2 separate regions of the Homo sapiens genome follow, and region 2 is linked to region 1. A link is a contact called in ENCODE Hi-C data. All regions are on one chromosome and are shown on one strand. Each heading gives the region's core, a stretch centred on a gene start or an enhancer-like site at or near the end of the contact. The rest is flanking DNA. Distances are from core to core; before and after follow the strand shown. Region 1 overlaps PLG (plasminogen). Region 2 has its middle 90 kb from the start of PLG.

Evidence for each region. Hi-C counts contacts between places; a loop is a spot of excess contacts on that map. Pooled maps may share reads with other maps.
Region 2: a loop to region 1 is called in a map with no recorded cell type, with 10 times the contacts of the local background. The contact joins two enhancer-like sites. A Hi-C loop is called at or near these places in 20 of 37 single-sample maps with no recorded cell type and 6 of 50 pooled maps.

The regions. Positions count from the first base shown.
Region 1 is chr6:160,741,021-160,743,970 of GRCh38, reverse strand. It overlaps PLG (plasminogen), which reads right to left. Exons shown (of 19, transcript NM_000301.5): 17 at 2,554-2,660. Among named protein-coding and RNA genes, the nearest start is that of PLG, 40 kb to the right of the region's middle. RefSeq lists an enhancer at 1,544-1,613. Within about 2 kb of position 1,635, at least 2 of the 41 ENCODE cell types and tissues checked have a DNase peak (open chromatin) inside an H3K27ac peak, as active enhancers do.
Region 2 is chr6:160,790,702-160,793,570 of GRCh38, reverse strand. It overlaps the pseudogene LOC107986665. Among named protein-coding and RNA genes, the nearest start is that of PLG, 90 kb to the right of the region's middle. Within about 2 kb of position 1,475, at least 4 of the 41 ENCODE cell types and tissues checked have a DNase peak (open chromatin) inside an H3K27ac peak, as active enhancers do.

The DNA of each region.
Region 1 (2,950 bases), core at 386-2,885:
AAATCAATAAATGTGATTCATCACATAAATATAACTAAAGAGAAAACCCACATGATTATCTCAATAGATGCAGAAAAGGATTTTGATAAAATTTACCATCCTTTATATTGAAAACTCTCAATAAACTAGGTACTGAAGGAATATATCTCAAAATAATAAGAGACAGCTATGACAAGTCCACAGCCAACATCATACTAAATGGGCAAAAGCTGGAAGCATTCCCCTTGAAAACTGGCACAAGATAAGGATGCCCTCTTTCACCACTCCTATTCAACATAGTATTGGAAGCCCTGGTCAGAGCAATCAGGCAAGAGAAAGAAATAAAGGGCATCCAGATAGGAAGAGAGGAAATCAAACGATCCCTGTTGGCAGATGACATGACTCTATGTCTAGAAAACCCCATAGTCTCAGCCCAAAAGCTCCTTCAGCTGATAATCAACTCCAGCAAAGTTTCAGGATATAAAATCAATGTACAAAAATCACTAGCATCCCTTTACACCAACAACAGCCAAGCCCAGAGGCAAATCAGGAACACAGTCCCATTCACAAATGCCACAAAAAGAATAAAATATGTAAGAATACAGCTAACCAGAGAGGTAAAGATCTCTACAATAAGAATTACAAAACACTGCTCAAAGAAATCAGAGATGACACAAATGAATGGAAAAACATCCCATGCTCATGGATTGGAAGAATCAATATCATTAAAATGGCCATACTGCCCAAAGTAATTTACAGATTCATTGCTATTCCTATCAAACTGCCAATGATATTCTTCACAGCACTATTAAAAAACTACTTCAAAAATTTATATATAACCAAAAAGGAGCCAGAATAGCCAAGGCAATCCTAAACAAAAAGAACAAAGCTGGAGACATCACATTACCTGGCTTCAAACTATACTTCAGGGCTACAGTAACAAAAACAGCATGGTACTGGTAAAAAAAAAAAAAAAAAAAGACACGTAGACCAGTGGAACAGAATAGAGAGCCCAGAAATAAGGCCACACACCTACAGACATCTGATTTTTAACAAAGCTGACAAAAACAAGCAATGGGAAAATAACTCCCTATTCAATAAATGGTGCTGGGGTAACTGGCTAGCCATATGTAGAAGATGGAAACTGGACCCCTTTCCTTACACCATATACAGAAATCAACTCAAGATGGATTAAAGACTTAAATGTAAAATCCAAAAGTACAAAAATCCTGGAAGACAACCTAGGTAACACCATCCTGGACATAGGAACGGGCAAAAATTTCATGAAGATGCCAAAAGCAATCTCAACAAAGGCAAAAATTGACAAATGGGATCTAATTAAACTTAAGAGCTTCTGGACAGAAAAAGAAACTCTCAAGGGAGTAAAGGGAAAACCTAGAGAACAGGAGAAAATATTTGCAAACTATGCACCTGAAAAAGGTCTAATATCCAGCATCTATGAGGAACTTAAACAAATTTACAAGAAAAAAAAAACCCCATTAAAAAATGGACAGGGGACACTAACACACTTTTCTAAAGAAGACATGCCTGTGGCCAACAAACATATGAAAAAAAGCTCAATATCACTGATCGTTAGAGAAATGCAAATCAAAACCACAATGAAAAATCATCTCACACCAGCCAGAATGGCTTCCTAAAAAGTCAAAAAATAACAGATGCTGGCAAGGTTGCAGAGAAAAGAGAACACTAACAGCTGGTGGGACTGTAAATTAGTTCATCCACTGTAGAAAGCAGTATGGTGATTCTCAAAGAGCTAAAAGCAGAACTAACTTTCAACCCAGCAATCCTACTACTGGCGATATACCTAGAGGAATATAAATCATTCTACCCTAAAGACACATGCACATGAATGTTCATTGCAGCACTATTCACAGTAGCAAAGACATGGAATCACCTATATGACCATCAATGACACATTGGATGAAGAATATGTGGTACATATACACCATGGAATACTGTTTAGCCATAAGAAAGAATGAGGTAATATCTTTTACAGGAACATGAATGGAGCTGGAGGCCGTTATTCTTAGAAAACTAACACAGGAACAGAAAACCAAATACCACATGTTCACAGTTATAAGTGGGAGCTAAGTGATGAGAACTCATGGACACAAAGAAGAGAGCAACAGACACTGGGGCCTACTTGAGGGAGAAGAGTGGGAGGAGGGAGAGGAGCAGGAAATACTAAGAATTGGGTACTAGGGTTAGTACCTAGGTGACAAAATAATCTGCATGACAAACCACTGTTTACATATACAAGAAACTTGCACATGTACCCCTGAACCTAAAATAAAAGTTAAAAATTAATTAATTGAAATAAAAATGTTCTGAAAACAGAGAGAGAGAGAGAGACTCAAAGACACAGTTTTCCTCCCTTTGATCATGTGCCTTGAAGACTGATTAAGACATAGACAGGTGCCCAGGCAAAATCAGGAGTGGGGTGGACCACATTCATGGATAGGAATTTGCACAGCTTTCTCCAAAATGATCATTTTGTCACATGGACTGTAGGTCAAAACCAATTCGTTATGTGGGCAATGGAATTTATCTCACCTTGGGTTTCTCCCCAGCCAGTGATGAAACATTCGGTCCGGTCAGCGACCACATAATTTGGGGATGGCAGACAAGCTGGGATTACTTTGTCAGTGATGACGGCAGGACTGAAAGAAAAGCATCAGCAGTTATGTTTGACTGCTCTGCTCGCAGCTGCAGTACCCACAACCAGTCATCCCTGTCTTGAGGCCCCAGAGCCCTCTGAACTGGCACTGCCTTGCTTCACTGACACAGAGCAACGTAGAACACAGAGTTTCACCCTCACATTTGCCTGTGGTTGTCTATGGACTATGCAGATGTAAGGTTTCATTTGAAAGGCATCAGTTGCATGCAAGATACTGCTGGTGGCCTTCACCTTTGAAAGTAGGGATGACAAAGGCGCACTTCTCATGTATAT
Region 2 (2,869 bases), core at 226-2,725, 50 kb before region 1:
TTAACTGGTTTGCTTTCATGACACTGCCGAGGAATCAATTTTTTTCTGCAGAGGTTCCAAGATTGAGTTTTAATTACGACACAAACATCTCCTTTTTCTGCTAATATTATATTTAAAGCTATTTTTTAAAATTTATTTTTCTAGGCCATCTGGCTGGTAGATCCTAACTGCTTAGCCATCTCTTTGATGGTGTCCTCAGTGTAATTTATGAATTATTGCTGATTGTAATAGATATAGTTTATTTAGTCTACTTTTTTTTAATACTTACCAGAATAACATGCATTTAAATTCTGCAGCTGTTTCATTTTGTGCTTTAAACTTATTTGGCACTTCTCACAGGACCTTAATAGCATTTATGTAAACCTGAGGATTAAAAGACTTATAAAGAGTTTTTCTTGGCCTGTGGTGTTTTGTTTTTACCTTTTTAGATTGATGAAATGCCAGGGTGAAGGGGATAGCCAATTGGATTAGAGCACAAGTACTGCTCCAATTATTTGGCAGAGTGTCCAGTAAAGGTCTTCCACAGTACCACCATAAATGTGTGTGGGGAGGACGGATGGGCAAGCTCTTGGAAAGGCTTAAGCTCCTTGCATCCTTTTATGCTTCCAAGGAACACTAAATTTTACCCCTGCCGTGAGAGGCATGAAGTAAACTTGGCATTCAGAAGTGGAAGCTGGATTGCCCTCAGGGGTTGACCCGCAGGGTGTTGAATTTCAGGATATAGCAGAGAGAGCTCAGTATGTTGGATTATCCCAAGCTGTGGGATTTTGAAAAACAGCCACCATACAGTCCATATCTGGTCGACAAGGAGACCATCGGAGTGGAAAGGGGATAATCTGGGCCTCAGGCCTACGGTGTGTACAAGTATAATAATCGCTTTTATTTAAAGTGCGAATGGATTATTTAGTCCATTTCAGCCAGGCATTTGCATCTTGATATTTTGTCTTGATGGCTAAGGTCTGTTTTAGATCTCTTATTTTTACAATAGACACCCTAGCTTTATTAGATGTAGGAGCAACTGTTGTGGGATCTAGATCTGAGGCTACCGAAGAAGGGGAAGATGGCGGAATAATATATATTTTTAAAATACCTGGGGTCGGGGAGTCTTTTCTATTTATGTCAATTCTTATACCATAGAAGTGACTAAGGGCAGGTCTAGAGTTAGTTAAGGTGGAAGGGGTGATAAAGAGAAGGACAGGGTTATATAGATAAGGCTGACAGTTAGAAGGGGTAGTCCTTTTAGTGAAATAGATGAGGGGTTTTAGATCTGCAGAAACCTTTTCGTGGAAATCCAGCTTTGCTCCTGGGTAGTTTAAGGGATGTAGTCCCATTTACTACAAGGTTGCCAGGCGGTAGGAGCAGAAGATCAGCGTCTTGGCTGCAGGTCATTACAACAATGAGTGCTAGGGGTAACTGTGTCAACTAGAGTGCTGGGGCATAAATATTTGTGTGAAAAGGCTAGTTGTTGTTGATCTTTTACATTTCCTCAAGGTATGACAGAGCAAGTATTAAAGGCAATAGGTGAGTCAGACTTAGGTGAGTCAGACTTAGTTATATTATTAATAAAGGAGCTAGTAACAGAATAAGGAAAGGAAAGGAAGAAATATAGAACGTATATGAAAATTAATCTTTCTTTAACGTTAACTTAGTAGGGCTTGATCTTAGTACAGTAACCCATGATTCTGAGAGGAAGATGTTTTCTTGACTTGAGTATGGTGGGTCCAATTTTTTTTTTTTCTCAGCTGTGCAGATGGCAGTCTCAGTGGTTAACAGCATAAAATAGGGTTCTTCCCAGGCTGGCTTGAGTTTCTTCTTTCTAGCTTTTGATGAGGACGTGGTTTGCAGGCTGGTGCTGATGTACGGGAAATTCTAGGGGTGGTACCTGTGCTGAAAGACTTCTAGTTTCGAGGGAAGGGAAAGTGGAAGATAAATTAAGTATATAATTTCTGCTGCATATACTGGGGCTTGAGGCCTCATGGTGATGCCTACTGCTCCATTCCTGCTCAGCACCACCCAGGGGACTCTGTGGCCCTGCCCCGTCTTAATGTCTTGGCCTTCTTGTGGCCTTTACCGCCCCTGCGCATTGTGGCCTTGGGGATGAGGGGCCTTGTGACTTACCTGGCTGCCTTCAGGCCTTAAGAAAGCTAAACACCATTTTATGTTTGGCAATGTTTTTGTATGATTTTATACTAGATAAGTTAAATTTTACCTTTATATTAATGTGCTATTAATGTTAAACTTAATTATAATAAAATCTTGTAGACATTATCCAGTTTTAATGTCTGACTATAAGGTAAAACTTTTATAGACTTTTTTTAACTTTTTGTAATTTTTGTTAAAGAGCAGTTTAGTGCTTTAAGAAAAATATATTGTGCTTTTATTTTAATGTCCAGTTCACAGAAAAACTGGATGATACCCATTTAACTTTAGCCAATATGTTTACACACAGAATTTCCTTTACAATTAACATTTTAAAACTTGCTTAAACCTTTAAAACAAAATTTTTTTTAAACTTTAATGTAGGTAAAAATCCATATTCTTATGCCTCCTTATAATCCTGTTATTAAAAGTATATTTTATTTTTCTTACATACCTTGTACATAAACTATTTTTTAATAATTTATATTCAGGAGGTGTAATTACTTTTAAATTATACAATATTTCTTGCATAAATTCCCTTTTATAGTTTTTCTTATGACTTTCACAGACAATCTTCAACATGTCTTAACTTTCTGCATTCTTTTTACACTATTTCTTTTCCTAGTTTCACCCTCTGTGTCTTTCTTTGATTTCTGTCTCTTCTGGTTTCTCTCTTACTTACTCTTTCCCTCTATTTCTCTCTCTCTCATTTGCACTCTATTTTCCTCTC